Regions from separate parts of the Homo sapiens genome. Here region 2 is linked to region 1. Evidence: read pairs that join two places in POLR2A ChIA-PET (ENCODE). Cell type or tissue: PC-9. All regions are shown on one strand. Links, peaks and the distances in the headings refer to the core of each region. The heading gives the core; the rest is flanking DNA.

Region 1 (9,381 bases), core at 4,281-9,280:
CTGTGTCTAGCTAAAGGTTTGTAAACGCACCAATCAGCACTCTGTAAAAACGCACCAATCAGCGCTCTGTGTCTAGCTAAGGGTTTGTAAACGCACCAAACAGCCCTCTGTAAAAACGGACCAATCAGCACTCTGTGTCTAGCTAAAGGTTTGTAAACGCACCAATCAGCACTCTGTAAAAACAGACCAATCAGCACTCTGCAAAATGGACCAATCAGTGCTCTGTAAAATGGACCAATCAGCAGGATGTGGCAGAGCCAAATAAGGGAATAAAAGCTGGCCACCCCAGTCAGCAGGGGCAACCCGCTCCGGTCCCCTTCCATGCTGTGGAAGCTTTTTCTTTCACTCTTCACAATAAATCTTGCTGCTGCAAGATCTTGCTTGCTTCTGATCTTCCTTCTCCTCTAGTGTTCCTTATCTCCATTATGAGTTCTTCTTTCCCAGTCATCAGTATTCCTTTGGGGTCTGTCCTGGGCTATCTCCTCTGTTCACCACACACACACTTTTCAGGCAAGCTTTTCCTCTCACATAGCTTCAAAAGTGGACCATATGCCAAAGGCATAAATGTAAAGCTTTGGCCCAAATCTTCCTCCTGAGCAGAAGTCTTACATGTCAACAACCACATGGGCGCCACACAGCATGCCTTGCCTGCAGTACACTCATCACTGAATTTAACACCTGGTTCCACAAACCTGCTCTGACCTCGTGTTCACCATCGCATTGAACAGAAACATCTTCCACTCTGTTGTTCAAGAAAGGAACCTGGGGATCGTCTGTGGTTCTATCTTTTTTACCAGCTCTTCTTCTACCTCAGGACAGTCATCTCTGCCATGTTTCATGAATCTGGCCACTGTTCTGATTTCCCACGAACACATCCCTGGTCCAGTCCACCTAACTTCTTGTCTGACTACAGCCGTGGTTTCTTACTGGTATCTCCCATTCCACTCTTCCCACTCCACAATCCACTCTCCTCACTGCAGCCAAAACAAACTGTGAAACACAGGACTGATCATATCACACCTTTCAAAAGTTTCCCATTGTCCTTAAGATAAATGTCAAACTTTATCATATACCTGAGAAGGTCTGGACTCTTCTCACCCCTCTCCTGACTCACCACATGTCACTCCTCCAACCTGGAGCCCTCATTATCCCCGGCCACACATACATGGCATGCAACCACACCAAACATCTTTCAGCTCTACAAATAAACCATGAGAGGCCCTCTCTCATCCCTCAGCCTTTGCATATGCAATTGCCTTGGCTCAAAACATGCTTCCTCTTCACCCAGCTTCCCGCTCATCTTTTAGAGCTCCATTGGTTGACCATGAGCAATCCCTCAGCTTCTGTACCTGAGGGTAAATCTCAGATTTTCTCTTTCAAAGGCAACCTCCCTCCCTGGCAGAAGCCCTGTTGAATAGGATCCCCTTGGAAATGACCTCAGACGAACAGTCCTCATTTAGGTTCCACATCTGGTGGCTGAAGTCCTATAACTTTTACCCCCACCAGTGCCAATTCTTCTTCTTCCCAAATGCCACTCTATTCTGCTGCCACAGGAGTTTCATCCATCTACTCAAGCAATATTTTTTATGCATAAGGTGCCAGTCCTTTGTGTCTCCCAAACTCTAGGTGACTCATGTCAAGGCTTTTTTAGTGGGCATCTCATAGCCCCCCTCACTAAGATTAAGAAGGTTACAGTCCCAGCACTACCACATTTTCTAACAAAATTCTCTATCTTCTCCAAAAAACTCTTCTTAGTCTTTTCAACCACCTCTGTAGGCTGGAGGTGGGTGGTCAGCTAAGAATTCCAAAAACACTTCTTGGCCAGTTCCTTCTCAAATGCTGCAAAGGAGATGGAGGTGAATTTTGGCAAGTTGGAGGAACAGAGAGGGGACCTCTGACAAAAAGGTACTAAGAAAAGAAGGGGGTTGTGACACGTGGCATGTGGCTAGTGGGTACTGAATTGGATGGTACCATTCTATACAAGACGATGAAAGCTTATTGCGTGCTAGCTGTGTCATGGGGCCTTCTGGTAGACACTCTTCCATACATTGTTTCATTTGATTCTTACTACAACCATACAAGATTGGTTATTTCCTCTATTTTTTACTTACAACTTAGCCAAAAATAATTTGCAATGTGTAACCACTAAAACTCACTTCACCTCCTTCAGTTCTTACATCTTCTCAGTGAGGCCTTCCATTGCCATTTCTTAGAAAACTGTAACCGGCCAGGCACGGTGGCTCTTGCCTGTAATTCCAACACTTTGGGAGGCCAAGGCAGGCAGATCATGAGGTCAGGAGTTCAAGACCAGCCTGGCAAACATAGTGAAACCCCATCTCTACTAAAAATACAAAAATTAGGCTGGACACAGTGGCTCATGCCTGTAATCTCAGCACTTTGGGAGGCTGAGGTGGGTGGATCACCTGAGGTCAGGAGTTCAAGACTGGCCTGGCCAACACGGTGAAACCCCATCTCTACTAAAAAATACAAAAATTAGCCAGGTGTGGTGGCGAGCACCTGTAGTCCCAGCTACTTGGGAGGCTGAGACAGGAGAATTGCTTGAACCTGGAAGGTGGAGGTTGCAGTGAGCTGAGATCATGCCACTGCATTCTAGCCTGGGCAACAGAGCAAGACTCCATCTCAAAAAAAAAAAACAAAAACAACAACAACAACAAAAACAAATATTAGCCAAGTGTGGTGGCACGCACCTGTAGTCCCAGTTACTTGGGAAGCTGAGGCAGGAGAATCACTTGAACCTGGCAGGCAAAGGTTGCAATGAGCTGAGACTCCAGCCTGGGCAACAGAGCAAATTAAAGAAGGCATTCAATGCGGTGAATTGATTTGAATTTTCACGAGGTGTGAGTAGAAGTTTGAGTCAGTCTTACTTTGCTATCGAGGACCAGAAGTCCCAACATGAAAGACATACATATAAGGAAATTCTATCTGAGAGACATTAAGTAATTTTCCTTTGGCTATACTGTGGCTAAGCATCAAAACCAGGCTTCAAAACTAGGTCTAGGCCGGGAGCAGTGGCTCACGCCTGCAATCCCAGCACTTTGGGAGGCCGAGGCGGGCGGATCACTTGAGGTCAGGAGTTCAAGACCAGCCTGGCCAACACGTGAAACCCCGTCTCTACCAAAAATAGAAAAATTAGCCAGGTGTGGTGGTGCACACCTATAATCCTAGCTACTTGGGAGGCTGAGGCAGAAGAATGGCTTGAACCCAGGAGGCAGAGGTTGCTGTGAGCTCTGATCGCGCCACTGCACTCCAGCCTGGGCAAAAAAGTGAGACTCCATCTCAAAAAAAAAAAAAAAGAAAACTAGGTCTGTCTCACTGCAGGTTTATGTTCTTTCTATTCCTCCCCATAGTTCCTGTACTTTCTGAAGGGGCTTGGATTTGTAACTGAGTCATTGCTTAAATTTCTGCAATTCTTTTAGTCCTTAAGTGCATACTTCATACTCAACCTATTTTAAGTATGCTGGCAGCTGTCTGCTCTCCCAGGCCCTAGTAAACACAAGTTCAGGCCATTAAGTGCTTTTACTAGCCAAATTCTCCTACCTTATCTTAGCAGCTATGTGCTCTACTTCTCATTCCTGTGTTAAACTTCATCCTTGATTCCACATTAAGCTTCCCTCCCAGATGTTACTGTTTAGCTGAAACAGAGCTGTCTGAGCAGGTATCCAGAGTTCTCAGAATGGTATGGAACACTTCTTGGCACATCAGATTTTCCACAGAACCCTGAAACAGAACCCCTCAAATATCAGATGTTGAGCATAATAGATGAGGTCTTCTAAAGCCCAGAGTAAACGCTCAAATGAGATGAAAACACAGTGCTTAAAAAACGAGTTCCTTCTTCAGAAAATCTTATTCTTAAGGTTTTAATAGTAGTCCTGTGCCCAGCAGTTAAGGCTATCATTTAAATCAAAGCAAGGAAAACATAAGCATGCTTATTTCACAAAGGAAGATTCTCTGAAATTAATAGCTCAAAACAGAACTACTGTCAGTTTCTGAGGTGGACCAAATAGGTATTACTTTAGAAAGCTTAAGTTATAGTGGATATTTTCATATAGCGTGCTGGGTATTGTTAACAGGATCTCCTGCCAAGAGATTCACATCACATGGGAAACCTGCATATCAAGATGGTATCTGGAAAATTATTTAGGTCCGGTCTCCTGAAAGAAGGAAATTAACTGTTTAGAAAACAGCTGACTTTCGGGACAGTGATTAAGTATAAACTAAGAGTGCAGAATGAAAATGGTGTCTGTTTTAAAGGATGGCTGTTTTAAAATGAAAAGGTAATGTGCTCAATTTTTAAATATTTTCCATGATCTTTGCATTTATACTTTAAGAATAAGATGAGGAAGAGGAAAAAGAAGTGTTTGCAGTTAAACACAAGGTCAGGCTTGGCTTTTAAACCTGAACCTATGTTCCCGCTAGTAGTGGAGTGTGCAGATGAGAGGGCAAGTTCGTGGCTTTCATGGGAGTCTGCTCCTCTTCTGGGGTATCTTTCTCTTTCTCTTCTTGCAAGCTTCTCAAAGCCCCCAGACTCTGCCTCCACGTAATTCCTTTCCACATTCTTCCCTTCACCTTCTACACTCTGACCTTGGAACATGATCTTCCCTCAACCTCTTTGCTCCCCTCATCCCTGCAGAGATGGAGTGCGCTGGCTGATTGATAAATCTGAAAATAACTGGTTGTCCTCTGCCCTGCATGGCCATTCTTCCTCTTGGGATGTGCCCGTCTCCAAATAGCACCACTAGCACTCTACGCCTCCACACCACCATGCTGATTAGCGGAGTATAGGTGGTGCTATGCTGCCCAGAGGAAAATCTCCCTTCATGGAAACCAAGGGTGGAAAAGTTACTTCCCTCTAACAAGAAACAACCTGATAAGGTCAACTTGACTCATTCTGGAGTTTGCACTAGGCTCTCACGCTAAGCTACTCCATTATCAGCAACTGAGGTTTTGTTTTGGTTTCCCATCTACCATTCCTTTATTTTCTCTCTCAAATTCTTCATAGCTCAGGAAAGGAATATGCAATGTTCCTTTGGAAACCCAACATTTGGCAGGGCGGCATTGTATACAGACATTGAAAAATCAAAACCAGAAGAGCAGAGTTTGGGTAGTAAGAGACGCATGTGATTGGGAGTCTTGTGAACCACGGGGTGCAGTAGAGGCCGTGACATTTTACCTTCGATTGTATGTGGAGGTTTGTATTAGGCCAAGTGGGTTTTTACAGGAGTGACGTTGGTCTGGGTAAGAGGTTTTAAAGCAGGCTGTGAGCATATTGAATCTAGAGGATCGTTGTGGCTTGTGGTGTTTTTCCTCAGAGAATGACTTTCTGTGGAGCCCTAACTGGTCTCCTTAGGCCTTTGGAGAGGCTGGTGGGGAGGGGCATCTTAAGTGAAAGGCGCAAGGACTTCAGAAGAGATATGGAGCGCCTCTCATAGTGCAATTCCTTCAGGGACTCAGGAGTTTAACTGGCTCAATGCCAAGAGTCTAAGTGGCTCAGCATTAATGAGACACTCACAAGATTATCACAGCATTTGCACCACCTGTTTTGAAATCAAGCCAATCCCCAGCCAAGACAGCAGCTGTCCAAGAAAAATTATATTCTTAGAACACGGTACCTGGTGCACCCAAAGGCTGTGGAAGGTACTCAGTGGTAACTGAGGCAAGGAAAGTCAATGGGGAAAATCCTTACATTAGCTTCCCCCTGATGCCTGTCAGTCAACACCCACTTTCTGGAATGTACTACCCATGATCTTAAACCCAACTGGCAGAAATTCCCTCCACACCTCTCACGGACTGCAAGAGGCCCTAGAAAGTGGGTGCAACATGGAATAAATTAAATGTGGGCAGCAGCCGCCGGTGGGCCCCTCTCCATCAACAGCAACATAGCAGTTTCACAGGGAAAGGCCCAGCGCCCACAGGTGCTTGGCAGGGCAGGTGGCCTCAAGATGCCACTGCTGCAGTTTCCAGGGGAAAAGCAGACTTCACAGGCCTTTTAGGTGTAGCTGGGAAAAATAATAGGTACTGATTTTCACCGATTTTCAAGGCAGCTGGGTTCCAACGTACTACAGAGTGCTTGTAAGGTTCTAGCTTCTAACTGGTAGCGCCAGGCCACTGTGGCCCTTGCTGTATCAGCCACCCCAAATTCCATTCTGCATTCAGGCACAAGGAGGGAACCATGAAGGGACCTTGGATCCATGTGGTTCATCTGTAGTTGATTCTGGACTGCTTAAATCTATGTAAAGATAGATTTTTTTTTTTTTTTTGAGACGGAGTCTCACTCTGTCGCCCAGGCTGGATAGCAGTGGCGCTATCTCGGCTCACTGCAAGCTCCGCCTCCTGGGTTCACGCCATTCTCCTGCCTCAGTCTCCTGAGTAGCTGGGACTACAGGCACCTGCCACCACGCCCGGCTAATTTTTTGTATTTTTAGTAGAGATGGGGTTTCATCGTGTTAGCCAGGATGGTCTCAATCTCCTGACCTCGTGATCCGCCCACCTCAGCCTCCCAAAGTGCTGGGATTACAGGCGTGAGCCACCCTGCCGGGCCGTAAAGATAGATTTAAGACGCCTCCTCCATCCCTAGGAGGCAACTTTCTTAGGCCTAAACATGCATTCTGGCTCAGGCCTGAAAACGCCTGTATACAGGGATGTTGGCTCAGAGCCCCTAGAGGGAGCCCTCACTCAACAGTCCAGGTACCAGAAACAGCTTGTTGGAAGGGGAAATGTAAATTAAGGTGTCATGCAATGGTGGTCTTTCCCCCAGGAATGATCAGTGTATACGGCCAAAATTAAGCCCTTTTTGAGCGTCCTTCCAATAGAAATTAGGATCACGAGTTGTGAGTTACAGAACACTGGGGCATCTTTGGGGAACTGAAACCAAGATTTTTTTTTTTTCCAGATACTATTGAGGTTCTACTATGGTCTCTGGCAGCACTAGGTACTGAGCTGTGGGAGCAGTGTTGTATGGGATGACTGCTTTAGTACCTGGGAATTAGCTTGTTTCGAAACAAGGGTGGTTGTGGGGCCAAGGCTATGATAATTTTGTGGTTAACTCTTCTGACTCTAAAGTGAGCACATCAGAGACTCAGCCTCAAACCTAGTTCCTTCTGGAGCACGGTAGGAACAACCACTCTCTTAAAGACAACTCCAGCTACAGCCTCTTGAAAGAATCTCAACTGGACCTAGGCATCAAAAACTCCTCTGGCCAAGGCTGATCTGAATGAGAAATCTGGCAGGATAGTCTTGGGATTTATTTTTCTTAAAGTTTTGTACTTCGAACTCAGGTGGACAAAATAATTTGATTTGCTTTAGTTCCTTTAGACTTTAATGCCTTTAGATTTTTTTTAATCCAAAGGGACTTAATCTTTGAATTTTTTTCTCTAAAAGTTGAATAATAAAAGTTAAACTTCCATTCAAATTTGGATATCATTATGTTGCTAGCATTTTATTCCTGGACTTTCATGCATTTTCTTATGGGAATGTTATGTTGGGATCTAATCTCAATGCAGAACATCTGATATGCTACATGCTACACGGGACGATGAGGTAGGAGAGAATTAGGGATGAGAAAAATGTTCAGTCTTTGGTACAGAGTAGCCTTTGAATTCATTTACTTACTAGTACACTGCTGGATCCAGAGCCTTCTGAGACCAAATGTTCACTGACAGCCCAAGCCAGTCACACCTGCAAAGGCTGGTGTTGGGAAGTGGCCTCAAAGGTGAGAGGAGGTCTGCCCTCTGGAACAGATGCTCTCCTCCTCCAGGCCATCAGTCACAGCCCTGGTTGAGCAATGGGCCAATGTTTCAAGAGAACTTAAACTGGGGAGCATGAAAGGGGAACACTCTTCCCTAAGACTTCCCTAGTTTAAATCTCCAGGGCAAGAAACACCCTCTGGCCTTTGTACTTCCACTTTGTACTTTGTCCTGGCCCTGATGTAGTAGTCCCTGATTCTAATGAGTAAATTTTTAGCGTCATTAAGTCTACTTGGCTCGGCCCACCCCTTACTTGTGGAATTTGCTCCCTGTTTACATTTTTCTGCTCCTCTAAGAGCTCTGCCCCTTTTGGGGTCGTCCAAGGTGACCGGTGGATGGATTAAGTCTGCCTAATTCCAGAATGCACTTTTAGCAGGTTCACTGGGCTAAACAGCTAGAAAGCCATGGTTCCAAGCTGGGTTCCATCAGCGATATGGACTTCACCTACTTTTTATTTCTCAAATGGTTCAAAACTCTGGCCAGGGAAAGGGTGCTATTTTTGGCCTTCCTCTAAACCCTCAATACCTACTACCTATACTTCTGTTGCTCTTAAAGCCCTTACAGTCTAACCTCAGACCTTCGATAACTTAAGTCAATCTGGGTAGGGCAAGATGCTGGGACACCCACTGGTGAACACTCAAGTGGGGGCCTTCCTCCTTCTCCCTCTCACTGTGACAACCTCCTTCTGTTCCTTTAACACGCCAGGCTTATTTGTGCCAAGTGGCCTCCTCTCCCCAGAGACCATCTTCTCCCGATTCAGACTACAATCTTTCAAAGCTTGGTGAAATCCCACGTTTCTCACCCTGTCTCCTTTGAACTCTTGCAGCCACCACACTATCTCACACAACTGAGCACTTTCTTACAAGTCATCTTGATTCCATCGTTGGTCTAGTCAGGGTTTCTCAATGTCAGCCAGATCGATACCCTGGGTGGGTAATTGTTGTGAGGGCTGTCCTGGCCTCTGCCCCTAGAAGCCATATCCTATACCCTGCCCCCGAGATTTGTGTCTCTGGGAACTGCCAAGTGTCCCCTAGGCAAGCAAAATCATCCCCAGCTGAGAATCACTATGATTAGACCAGAAGACTTTGCCCTGGATGGCCAATACCGCTGAGCAGCTGCCCAAAGCTTGGTCAGAAGGGCCTGGTTGGAAATTGAATAGGATACAAAGAGCTGACTCGGCAGATAAGTTTTTAAAACTTAATGACTGATAGAGATAATACCCCTTAAGAGTCCCTATACTTCTCTATCCAAACTAACATTAAGTAAAATCAGAAGCAAAGCTAAAATCTGTGCTTCCTAAAACACCTGAATGCTGGAATTTTTTTTTTTTTGAGGCATGATTATCATCAACTAAGGAAAGATTCTCTCCTACAAATTCAGATATACTAATTACCGATCAAAAGACTAAACTGAGTAAATCCACATGAAGTGAGAAAATGAAAATGGAATGTACAATTCTATTCAATTAGAAGCAATTTTAGAGAATTTTATTTAACTGTCAACTTATCACCAACATCTAACATTTTTTAGTTCAGGTACATTTGGGTAAGAACATTAGGGAGAAATGTAAATTAAATACTATGAAACTATGCTTTTAATGAAACATGGTCTCAGTAAA
Region 2 (12,231 bases), core at 3,915-8,914, 56 kb after region 1:
GCCCGAGGGCAGGGAGGGGGGTGGGGCAGGGACCCCGCGGCCCCCAGCCCCCGCCCGCCCCGGGTAAAGTACGGCGCGCGCGGGTAAACAACAGCTCCGGCAGTGCAGGGGGTTCGGCCGCCGACGGGACGCCCCTTCCGGCGTCGCGGCCACTTCCAGGATCCCGGCCGCCGGCGCCCCCCGCGGGCCCCGATACGTGCCCCCCGCGCCCCGCCCAGCCCAGAAAGAGCCGCCCCCGGCCCGCCCGCGCCTTCACTGGACCTGTCCGCCGGCCTCCCCTCACAGGCCCGCGGCCCTGACCGCGCCAACCCTCCCGGAGAAGGGCCGGCGGGACGGCCGAGCCACTCACCAGAGCTGAGGCGCGGCGCGGCCCGACTGACTGAAGCGAGAGCGCCCGGCGGGCGGCGAGGGCAGCGGTCAGGTGACTCACTCCTTCCGCGCGGCCAGCCGCCCCCTCCCTTCTGCGCCGCTCTGCTGCCGCCACCTCGCGGCGCCAAAACCCCGCCCGCCCGCTGAAGGCCCCGCCCCCGGCGCCGAAGCCCCGCCCTGCCGCCCTCGAAGCCTCTGTCAGCGAACGAGCGCGCGCAATAGCGCGGGGCAGGGGTCGCCGCGGCCGGAAGCCCACGCGGGGGGTTGCAGGGACGGGTCGTAAGGGGCGGGGCGGGCCTCGAGGAGGCGGCGGTGGGGTCCCCGGACCTCCGCGCGTGGCACAGCCCGCATCCTGAACTGACTCCCACTCGAGGACCACCTCTCCTCTCCCTTCTGAGGGCGGAACGGAAAGGCCAAGCGCCTCCTCGCCTCGGGAGCTGCAGGACGCCCTAATTCAGCCGAGTCGCCGCGTGCCCGGGTGCCCGCGAACAGCAGGAGAGAGGACGGGCGCTGGCCCCACAGGGGTCGCTTTACCCCTTGAAGAGCTCCTCGCTGCCTGCCCTGGGGGTGGTGGGCGTCCAGGTTCACAGGGTACTTGAGCTTGCTGGGGTGGGGGTGTGTATGAAGTGCGTCCAGGGTTTTGTGGAGCGCGTCTAGCAGTTGCTCTACTTCTTACTGACAGTGAAACAAGGGCGCCCACGACAGGTGTTCCCTTTTCGCTGTCGCTGCCAGGAAGCTTCCAGCCAGGTTCAGCGCCCAGTGGTGTCAGCCGGCCCATCTCGAGCCTTGGTTCCGCTGTCATCTTCTGGTGCTTATTCTGGTGTTTATCCAACTGTCCGTTTTGAAATTATGTTCCCAAGCCATTTAACACCTCTGGAGAACCAAAGCACTGGCTGTCAGCGGAGCGGGATGCACGCGCAGCGGAGGGGACTGGGCACGCCAACCCCACGAGGGTTCCTGCGGAGATGACACGGACCTTGAGGTCTGAAGCCAAAGGACGATTTGTGTGAAGGGATTTTATTGTTAGCTTTGGAGCCAGCAACAAGAACACAGCCCTGGAGTTCCCGGGGCAAAAAGGATACCAAGATAATAATTCAGGTATTACGACTAACATGACTGCATTTGCACCCACAGGCTGTGGGACTTGGGGACGTTTGAGCTACATCCAAAATACATGAGAAAATCACACAAGTGAAATTGGATGAGAGTGCGAGGGGTGAAGTGATACATTATGACCTAGAATTAGGGGAGGCTTCCTGGAGCAGGTGACATTTGCATTGGGTCTTGATTGGGAAGAGTGGAACCCAGCAGTCTAGATAGGGTCCAGAGGTAGGAGGTACCTCGCATCCCAGGCTGCCTCAGTTCATGGTGAGAGTGCAGATATTTAGTGAAACAGGAGGAAAGGACACTTGGAAATACACCATGAAAGAAGGATTGAAGTTCTTGCAGACACATGGGAGTGTCCGAGGCTTTATTCTCCTTCCACCTTGAGCCAGTGGAATTGCAGTGTCTTTTTTCTACACCTATGCAGTTTTTTCTACACCTGTGCAGTTTTTTCTAGGGGAAGATCAGACCCTCCTCTTTGGGAGGAACTCTTGCTTCTTTAGATAATAGCAGTGACATTTTCTAGCCTGAAAATTATGATGTATGCCCTGATAGGTTTAATTATTTGAGAAGTTCTCACAAAGGTATACAGATGTGCTAAGAGTATCAAGTCAAGTGAGTGACTCTCAAGCTTCATTATGGGGAAGAATATTTGGTTTGCTTGTTAAAATGCAGATTCCGGCCGGGAGCAGTGGCTCATGCCTGTAATCCCAGCACTTTCAAAGGCCAAGGCGGGCGGATCACGAGGTCAGGAGATCGACATGGTGAAACCCCGTTTCTACTAAACCCCAACATGGTGAAACCCCGTTTCTACTAAAATACAAAAAATTAGCCAGGCATGATGGTGTGCGCCTGTAGTCCCAGCCGCTCAGGAGGCTGACACAGGGGAATCGCTTGAACCTGGGCGGTGGAGGTTGCAGTGAGCTGAGATCGCGCCACTGCACTCCAGCCTGGCGACAGAGCAAAACTCTATCTCAAAAAAAAAAAAAAAAAAAAAAATGCAGATTCCTGGGTCCCACCCCCAAAAGATGCTAATTTTGTAGATCTGAGTAGGACCTAAGGGTCTGCATTTTTAATACTGAAGCATGTGGTCTTCAAGCTTATGGCATGTAGTAGGGACAGGACGAAAAATGAAACTGGAGAATGAAATGAAACCGAGTCAGTATGAGAAGGGCCTCATGCACAGCACCTGGAGTTTGGACTTCATCCCGTGGTCTGCAATAAGTGAGTAGAGGTTTCTAAGTCATGTGGTTATTTTTAAAAGCTAATTCTAGTATTGAGAAGGAATGGGAGTGGAAACAGATAGTAGGTTGAATGAAGGAATGAATGCAGTAAAATGCTCAGTGAAAGATGTGGCACTTTTTGTTTTCAGTATTCTCTTGCTTTGAACCAAAACCACTTAGAATGTATTTCTTTTAAAACCTGTATGTCAGTGTAAATATTCACAAACAACTGTATGTTCTGACCTATGTCTTCTGGACTTCCAGAGTTAGCATTAACATTATTAGCTGCCAGGCCAACAAAACCTTGAGTAATCCTGCAATACTCGGAATCAAGAAAAGTGGCTACATCATGGTCAACTTTGAAGAACATCAGCCTCAAGATCTTTTATACTAACTCATATGTTTATTAAAATCTATTACTAAAACAGATTTTTAAAAATTATCTTGAGGTTATAATGAGACATAGTGCTTCTACCTAATTCCTATTGGGAAAAAAAAATGTTGAGATTTGGGGACCAAGAAAAAAAATTCTGATCGCTTTTTTTTTTTTTTTTTTTGAGATGGTGTCTCTCTCTGTCACGCAGGCTTGGAGTGCAGTGGCATGATTTTGTCTCACTGCAACCTCTGCCTCCCGGGTTCAAGTGATTCTCCTGCCCCAGCCTCCTGAGTAGCTGGAATTTCAGGCACCCACCACCAAGCCCAGCTAATTTTTGTATTTTTAGTAGAGACAAGGTTTCACCATGTTGGCCAGGCTGATCTCAAACTCCTGACCTCAAATGATCCACCTGCCTTGGCCTCCCAGAGTGCTGGGACTACAGGCATGAGCCACCGCTCCCAGCTGATTGCTTTCAATTAGTATTGATAATAGTTTGAAACTGGGACAAGTAGCCTAGTCTTGGCAGTCTTTCTGCTCCTTAGCTCAGCTAGGTCCAAGTTCTTGTCTCACAACCAGGAAAAACTAGGCACACAGACACCGGAAAGTGAGTGGAGTGGAATTGATTAAGCAAAAGGAAAGCTCTCAGCAAAGAGCGAATGCTGGGAGCAGTTCCCCTACCCGAAAGTGGGAAAATCCCCTCTCATGTGGCTGAGCCTGGGGCTTTTATGCACTCAGAATGGGGAGTGCATGCTGATTGGTTTGTGAGTTTGCAAAAAAAGGTTAAAGCAAAGACACCACTCAAAGGCAGGCACGACAGTGTAGAAAACCAATTAGAAAGGGTAAGTATACGTAAAATAGGTGAAGGGTGGAGATCAGAGGAAAGCGTGCCAAACAGGAAGACAAGTTCTCAATCTAGTCTGAAAATTTAACTTGTAGTTTGGCTTTCAGGCTTTAAACTGTCTTCAGCTTGGAGGTGGGGTTTCACCGGGGACCTGCCTCTATCTGCCTAGGCGTTTGACTGTCTTCTGTTGCTGTCACTAGTAGCACAATATAAAGATTTTGTGCTACTGTTTCACAGTGATTTGCAATTAGTGCTTTTTTTTGTCATGTAGTTTTGTTTTTAGTGCATTATTCTTTAGGAGAATTTATCCGTGAAGCTTGGGTATCACAGCTTACTGCTATGTCCTTGATTTATACTTCTCATTGACTGTGAGAAGTGATGGCTAGTTTTCCTGCTGTGAGCAGGTTTGGTGATATACAATACCATTCGCAAGATGTTATATATGTGCATTGTCACATTTCTTTCAAAAATGATATTTCCAATTTTTCCAAACATTCATATCTTCTTTCTGGCCATCATACTGATTTTATTACCAAAATAAAATCTTATCATTAACTCTGAAAACAATTTAAATAACTATAAGCCATAGTTAGGGAATGATTTTTAATAAAACCTAGATACAAACACCATCATTTTCTCCTCTAATAGCAGGTTGTCTTGCCTGACTCTCAAAAATGAGGGAGCTAAATCATACAGATAGGTGACATGTTCATGGCTATAAGGAACACCATAGCATAATATTTGGACAGTAAGACATAATACATATCCTGAAAAAACTTTGATGTGTAGTCAGTGTAACCCTTGTCCCCTGTCCTCCTCCCTAACCTCAGGAAAGATCCACACTTCCACATTTATTCCCTACCCACCTTTGGTTTTGAATCCTCATTTCCACAGATGCAGCATGACATCTGTAACCCCTACAAATCTGCATACCCCTCCAGCCTTCCCAGAACTTCATTCCCTCCATCTTCATTGCCTTAGCTCCTTTTGTCTTTAAGTATTCACTCACTAAGTCAAGAAAATATTGGAGGGGGGGTGGGGCAAAACAACTAGGCTTTAAAGGTGGGGGATTACCCAGATCAACACAAGTCTCCCACTTGAACAACTGCTCTTTGACACCTGTACCCTGAGATGTGACTATGGATTAAAGTCATAGCACCCCTGCCTCCAGGTTGGAAAGTTTTATGGAAAATGAACATATTTTATTAGAAGACAATGAGAACTTCCTGGAGCAGATGAGTAAACACACCCTCATGTTTACCTGATAACTGAAATCAAAGATGAGGTGTAGCCTCTGGTTTGAAATGTTACAAAGTGTAAAATTAAGATAAAGGCAGAAAAATGAAAAGGAAATAGCCAGTTTTGAAGCAGAAGAACTCAGTGGGACAGGGGCCAAATCAGTGAAAGAGGTGCTGCTCAGATACCAGATTTAATGACAACCAAAGTGGCCCAAATATCCAAAAAAAATTGCGCTTCTGAAAACCAGTAGGAGGTTGCAGTGGACTAAAGATGGCCACAAAATTTTTATCGTTTTCCCCGTCAAGAATGGGAGTTTATTTTTCATCATCTTGAATCTGGCCCTGTGACTGCATCACCAAGAAGACACTGCAGAAGTGATGCTCTGCCAGTTCTGGTTCTAGTCTTTTAGAAGACTGTTAGCCTCTACTTCCTCTTTCTTCAAATGAGCTCTCTTGGGACACCCTCTCTCAGAACCAAACCACCATGCATGGGGCATGTGTGGCCTCTTCACTCAGGAGCCCCAGCAGAGCAACCAGCCAGTACTGAGCATCAAGTGCCAGTCATGTGAATGAGCCATCTAGGATGTTCTTTGGTCAAGTCTATACAAAAGAACTTACCAGCTGAGCCCAGCCAACACATAGAATTATGAAATAGTAAAATGATTATTGTTTAAAGTCATGAAATTTTGCAGTTTTTTTAATATAGCAATAGATAACCAAAATCAAGATTAAATAAAATATCAGATGATTAAAATGGAGCATGAAAATGGAGTTAACTTTGTAAGAAGAACCACAACCCCAATGATCATGACTTAGAGGAAAGTTCAGTAAATAAAACAGAAAATATTGAAAAAGGCTGTTTCATTTTAAACCTGTGTCAAGCTCCTAGACCTAAAATGACACTTGAAATTGTCCTCCATTAGAATTCATTGTGCTACAGATTTTCTCTCATTCTGTTACATATATTTATTTAATGAAGTAGAGAAATTCTTCTCTCATAAGCTAATGCTGCAAGGTGTTTTTATATGTATTATATGTATATGTACATACATATATTTTTTATATTAACATAACAGTTTATAATAAATGTTTAAGTGTTTTATAATAATATTTATACATTTATCACCATATATACACACACACAAATATATGTATACACACACATATACATACATATAAATGTCTGGGGATAGAAAGTGAGACCCTCAGAATCTTGGATGTAGCCTGACTGCTCTGCACCCAACTGGGGAGGAGTGAGGGGAGAAGAAAGTAGAGTTCCAGCCAGAAAGGTGACAGAAGACTGCCCAAAGCTTCATGTAACCAATCCCTCAAGCCTGCGGAAAAGTTACTAAATGTTTGGTGCCAGTGCCTTCCTGCAGAGTCAGTGATGCTTATGCTTGGTACTGAATCAGAGACAGCACCTTCAACCATAGTCACACGTCTGCAAAAGACAGAAAAATCCAGTCTGATAGCTTTGTTCTATGTATTTGTTCGTGTTTACACCAAGGATTGTAGCCTGCAGCTCCTGATCTTTTATTCTGAAACGTTCTGGAAGTAGTAAAGGCTACTCTATAACATACTTGTTTTAATAAATGTATTCTCCATTTTTTAATGCAAAACTGGCACAACCAAGAGAGGTGCCATATTTTGACTCATATTTTTACTTCACCTCTTCATATAACACTTCATTCAGTGTCCTCAATCAGGTTCTCATTCAGGTTCTCAATAGAGGCCAATTTTGCACCCCCCACCCCCTGCAGCAGGAGATATTGTTATGGGGTGGGTGGTTCTAGCCTCTAGGAGGTAGAGGCCAGAGATGCTGCCAAACATTCTACAATGCACAGGACAGTACCCATGGATAAAATACTTTGTGAATAAGGATACGTTATTCGCCATTCAGAACAAATAATTATCTCGCCCAAGTTTCCACAGAGCCAAGGCTGAGAAACCCTGACCTAAAGATATTCATGCCCCAATATGAGAAATGTGCGTATACATTAAAAGAAAGTGTAAAGGAATAAAGGAACAAAGTGGAAATCAAAAAATGGAATCAGGAAAGAAGCTAAAACATACATATTGCAAAACATGTATCTTTGATAAAGATGAGCTACAGATTTGTCTATAGCTTCCTGGCATCTGGGTAAAAAGATAAGCCAGATAATTCAATCATGAGCTAACTGAGGTCTGAGTGGCCACCATGAGAAGAAGTACTGAACTCCTAGAGGAGAGACCGTAGACACAGGTTGTCATCATAACAGCCTATTCCCTGGACTGAGGTGCCATACATAGGGATCACTTTGGAAAGGGAGGAAAATGATTCACCTGGACTGAGGTGCCATACATAGGGAGCACTTTGGAAAGGGAGGAAAATGATTCATCTTTGAATAAGAACTACTGGATCAGAGGAGAGAGATGGTTATTAGCATGAAGAGATAGAACAGTCAATTGATTAGGGGTGCTGGGTTTTCAGCCTTGATCGCTCCAGATTCCCTCTCCAGCCTCCTCCACACTTCTCTGTACCCTAGGAGGCAGGCCTTTTAGGATGGTATTCATGGATTCCCCATGCTCCCTCACTTCTGGTTGATACGGATAACGGCAGATGTCTACAGGAACTCAGCTGTCTACCTGCCAGGCCAAGGGTTGGCTATGGCTGTATTCCTCTACCAAAGTCCCCAGCTCCTGCCAGGCCACCTTCACCTACAGCTAAAGCCAAAGCAACATCACTCTAAGGGTAGTGGTATCTCCCTACTTTGGTTAGCCCTAGGGTGCATCACCCCTTTGGTGGGTTCCCTGCCCTCATCCTTGTAAATGGTTCCATCTGTTTTCTATCAGTTCCCTGACTGATTCACCAGATCAAGACTTGGGGGTAAGGAGAGTGACTATATTAACACATCAAAGGAAAGAATGTGGATGTAGTAAAGAGAAGCTAAATCAACTCCTAAAGCCAGTGAAGGGAAAGCTAGAGGTACAAATAGGAGCATCATATCCCTTGCCCTGCCTGGGACTCAGTATTTTACTCCTGGGCCCTGTTAACCTGCAGGACAGGAGAAGGATGGAAGCACAGGCTACCATGGTTTGGTTCTACTACATTAGCTATAGAGGTCTTCCAACCTGGATTTCTCTTTGATTTCTTTCCAATAATTATTTGCCTTTACATGTACATTTACCTACTGGAAGAGATGGGTTGGTTAATAAGCATCAATATTTGAAACACTTGTTAGCTATATCCTCATTGTAAATCAATAAATTATCTTTCCAGTGTTCCCCCTGCCTCTGCAGCTTCAGGTGAATGTGCATCCTAAAGCTGTTATCACCACCAATGTGTCTATAGTTCAGTTTTCTGCATCAGCAAGTTCAAAATCATGGTGAGATGACAATCCTGCAGTGACCTGGTTCAGGTGGTTCCTACTTCATGGAAACACCCTCTTTATTAATCATAGTAGCTTCAGGACTGACCTTTAGATCAGGGATGCTTTATTTTCCATACACTTACCTTGCCCTTAATCCCTTTGTGACAGACACTGCTTTGTCTACCCAATATCCCTTTCTTTCTAACATAATCCTGATTAAATGTGCAATGTACCAACTTAAAACATGCCTTTCCAGATTGCATTAGCTATGTGACCTAGTCCTTCTCAATCACATATAAGCAAATATGGACTCAATACAATTTCCAGGAAAGTTTTTACTTTCCTGATAACAAAAGGCTGAATCAGCTGCGCTTATGCCCTCTGTCCACCTTCCTTGAATGACTGGAGGAGGAGCTCTTTTCTTTCAATCATGAGGATGAAAACTACAGGCTAAGCATAGCAGAGCAGGAAGCTAGGAAGAAGCTCAGGTGCTTGATGACTTTTCTTGAGCAGCTGATTAGCCCTGGTTACTGAGTTTACTCTTCTTTTAAAAGCAGAGAAAGAAAACCCTATTCAGTTAAGCTTCTAGAGTTGAGTTTCTGTGACATAAAGCCAAATGCAGTCTTAACTGATACCCCTTCTTAATCTCAAGTTCCTCTTGTCATTCTGTATAAACATACATGCTAAGAACCCTGAAGTCATGCATCCTCTGTTGTATGGGAGTAAGTGGATTGTTATGAAAATATTCAGTGCAATAAACTGAATGTTTATGTCTCACCAAAGTTCTTATGTTGAAATCCTAACCCCCATTGTAATGTTATTAGGGGGTCAGGCCTTTGGAAGGTGATTAGTTCTTGAGGATGGAAACCTCATAAATGTAATTAGTGCCCTTATAAAAGAACCCCAAAAAGCTCCCTCCCTCATCCCACCATGTGAAAACACAGCAAGAAGGTGACATCTGCAACCCAAAAGAGGGCCTTCAGCAGAACCTGACCAAGCTGAACCGTGATCTTGGACTTCCAGCCTCCGGAACTGTAAGAAATAAGTGCTTGTTGTACAAGCCACTGTGGTATTCTGTTAAAGCAGCACAAATTGACCAAGACGCTCAACCTACACCAATGATCCTGGAGGCTGGCAAATGAATAGCACTGAATGACAGTATAATAGTGCCGACAGTAATAAAAGAACAAAAGATGTATGTTATTATGAAATTATGAAGAATATTATTGACTTCAGTATTGCTACCTCCCCTTGGATATAATGAGGTCACACATAACAGAACACAGATATAGATAAGCCAGTAAAAATACTCTGACAAAGTTCCAGGAAATGGCTTTTTCGAAACATGGGACAGCTGCCAAACAAAAAAGAAATTAAAATCCTTCAAAACAATTTTATGGATTTAAGCTATGCAAAAACATTGGGGGAACATGTGAAATTATATGGAATTATTCTGATACTCGGCCTCTTATTGTGCATTTTATGAAAGAATAATCAATAAAACATCTGTCATAATTGCATAAATTTAAAAAAGCAGATCCACTTAACATGGTCAAAATAAACTAAATGTATTTTAAATCCATGTCTCTGAACTGAAGCTACAGGAATGAGATGTTGAATCCCATTTAATAAAAGGAAATATCTTTTTATACTAGCAATTTGAGAATTTTACCTAAGTAAAAAGAGGCTCTAGAATGAATATTAAGCTTACAGTTCTAAAAGCATCCATTTAAATTGGTTAGAACACTGGAAAATTACCCACTGGCTAAATAAGATTTCCAGAAGGAATACTATTGAAAATGTTTTTTACATCCCTTAGGAAAAACAGGGAAAATAAACAGAGGGCATATCTCTAATTAACTACATGTACCCCTTGGGTTTCCAAAAACAAGCTCTAATATAATTTGATTCTTTATCCTTAGCAATGGGAAGTCAAGCATAAAACCATGTGCAAGCACCGCATGATGTGGCATAGGAAAGAAAACATTAATCATAGACATTTCTATCACTTTTTAATAGACAAAAATCCGTGTTTCTATTAGCAGATACAAACAGATCAGTCTGTGCCCTTATTACTTTTCTAGTTGGCGCCCGAAATCCCTTAAAGATTGATTATTTGGGGTGAAGGTTTTGCGTATTCAGAAGTTCTCTGTTAAAATTCAAATTCTTTCAGAGGGCAAACATTAAGCCACATTTAAGGACAGTCGTAATCACTCTAGTGAGAAGCAGCTCATAAAAATACTCATGGCGAATGGGATTTAAATGCATTTTGACAGGAAAGTGGAAGAAAGCATCGAGAGCAGAATCCATGCCACTGTTGGGGCCTGAGAGAATTTTGGTGGAGTCGGGGAGGGCAGTAGAGGGCACTGAATGCTAAGTAGCAGAGGGATGACAGAGACGAATTCTGAATCATTGACAGGTGAGCATAGTTTTTGGAAACAAGTGTTACCTATTCAGTAAGACTTTTATTAAAAATCCAGTTAAGATATTGAAAATAAGGCCCTGAGATACTGTAGATTCATCATTATTAGTAGAAAAATAAAGAATGATATATATTATGAAAGTGCAAAAAATAGGAAAGATTTAAATACATCTATCCACGTTCAATATTCAAAATGTATTTTTGTGAATCTGATATTTCATAGATTTTGTTTCAGTTGATACACCAGGAATATCTCAAATGAAAGTATATAAAACAGGAATTATCTCAAATGAAGAAGTTGAGTTTTCAGGCCAAAAGCTGGCAAAGGTTGCCATGCAGTCTTCAGGCTCATTGACCAAGAGCCCCTTCCTCCACCTGAAACATTCCCTGAAGATCCTGTAAATAAATACAGGTAAATAAATTTGACTGTATGGACTTCATAAGTGCCTTCTTATATCAATTTATGTGCATGTTTTAAAGCTTTATATCATACAGTGTGCAGTTATATCCTTTTTAAGTATGATTTGTAATCATTTAATAAAAGGTCTATTAATTCCCTATTATGTCATATGATTTGTAGGAGGTATTTTGATCAGTTTTATTTATAATAGTCAAAAGTGTCAAAATCCTGGCCTCTGTGGAGTCCTGCTGGGAGAGAATATGAAGCAAGCCACAGATGGCCTAGAATAGAAACTGGAAGGAAGCTACATTGGGCTTCCTGCTATCTGAATCACCAAGTTCAGGAACTAAGTATTTACTAGTCTTGAGTACTTATTAGTTCAATTCAGGCTAACAGGAAGTCATTGATGAGAAAGTAGATGGAACAGAAATCAATGTAGGCTGCTTTTGGAGGGACTTTCATCCCTCGTGGAGAGGCATTTCAGCATAATGATTACAAACATGGACTTTAGTTAGAGCCAGAGTGTTTGAAACCCACTTCTACTACTTACCCATTTGTGCCTGTTTCTTCACCCATAAACAGGGATTATGCTGGTACTTATTACAACAGAGTTGTTGCAAATATTAAATGAGTTAACATACAAAGAGCATTTAGACCAGCACATAGGCATAATTGTATAAGTATTAGCTTCATTATTATAGAAGCCAAGAATATTTTAGATAAAAGCAAGGGTGAAGCAGAGATCAGGTCCTGCCCAAGCCTAATTTGCTGATTCTGAGAAGGGACTAGATAGCATCAAGAAATATGAAAATGGTGGCACTGAGGATTTTTTAGCTTTGAAGTTATGCAAGAGGAATACTAATCATTCCTTAATGTGAAACTATCCAAGAGATATTACCCTAATTTAA

Evidence for each region. ChIA-PET counts read pairs that join two places held together with the same protein. Peaks named below come from ENCODE experiments on the same cell type or tissue, not always from the same donor. Only the 100,000 strongest peaks of a DNase experiment are listed, where the experiment ranks them.
Region 2: POLR2A ChIA-PET joins it to region 1 with 12 read pairs; 19 of 35 experiments call an interaction of 5 or more read pairs at or near these places.

The regions. Positions count from the first base shown.
Region 1 is chr21:29,345,991-29,355,371 of GRCh38, reverse strand. It overlaps BACH1 (BTB domain and CNC homolog 1), which reads right to left. Exons shown (of 5, transcript NM_001186.4): 5 at 9,224-9,381. Among named protein-coding and RNA genes, the nearest start is that of BACH1-IT2, 22 kb to the left of the region's middle. In PC-9, for the core only: a CTCF peak has its summit at 6,680 (motif pointing right); no DNase peak of the experiment used is centred there; H3K27ac peaks cover 1,544 bases.
Region 2 is chr21:29,287,072-29,299,302 of GRCh38, reverse strand. It overlaps BACH1 (BTB domain and CNC homolog 1), which reads right to left and starts at 381. Exons shown (of 5, transcript NM_001186.4): 1 at 350-381. LINC00189 (long intergenic non-protein coding RNA 189) reads right to left here. Exons shown (of 2, transcript NR_027072.2): 2 at 11,098-11,319. LOC124905007 (a long non-coding RNA gene) reads left to right here and starts at 11,223. Exons shown (of 2, transcript XR_007067841.1): 1 at 11,223-11,335. It overlaps LOC105369299 (a long non-coding RNA gene), which reads left to right and starts at 567. Exons shown (of 2, transcript XR_937652.3): 1 at 567-2,697; 2 at 2,961-3,125. RefSeq lists a silencer at 1-856. In PC-9, for the core only: no CTCF peak of the experiment used is centred there; no DNase peak of the experiment used is centred there.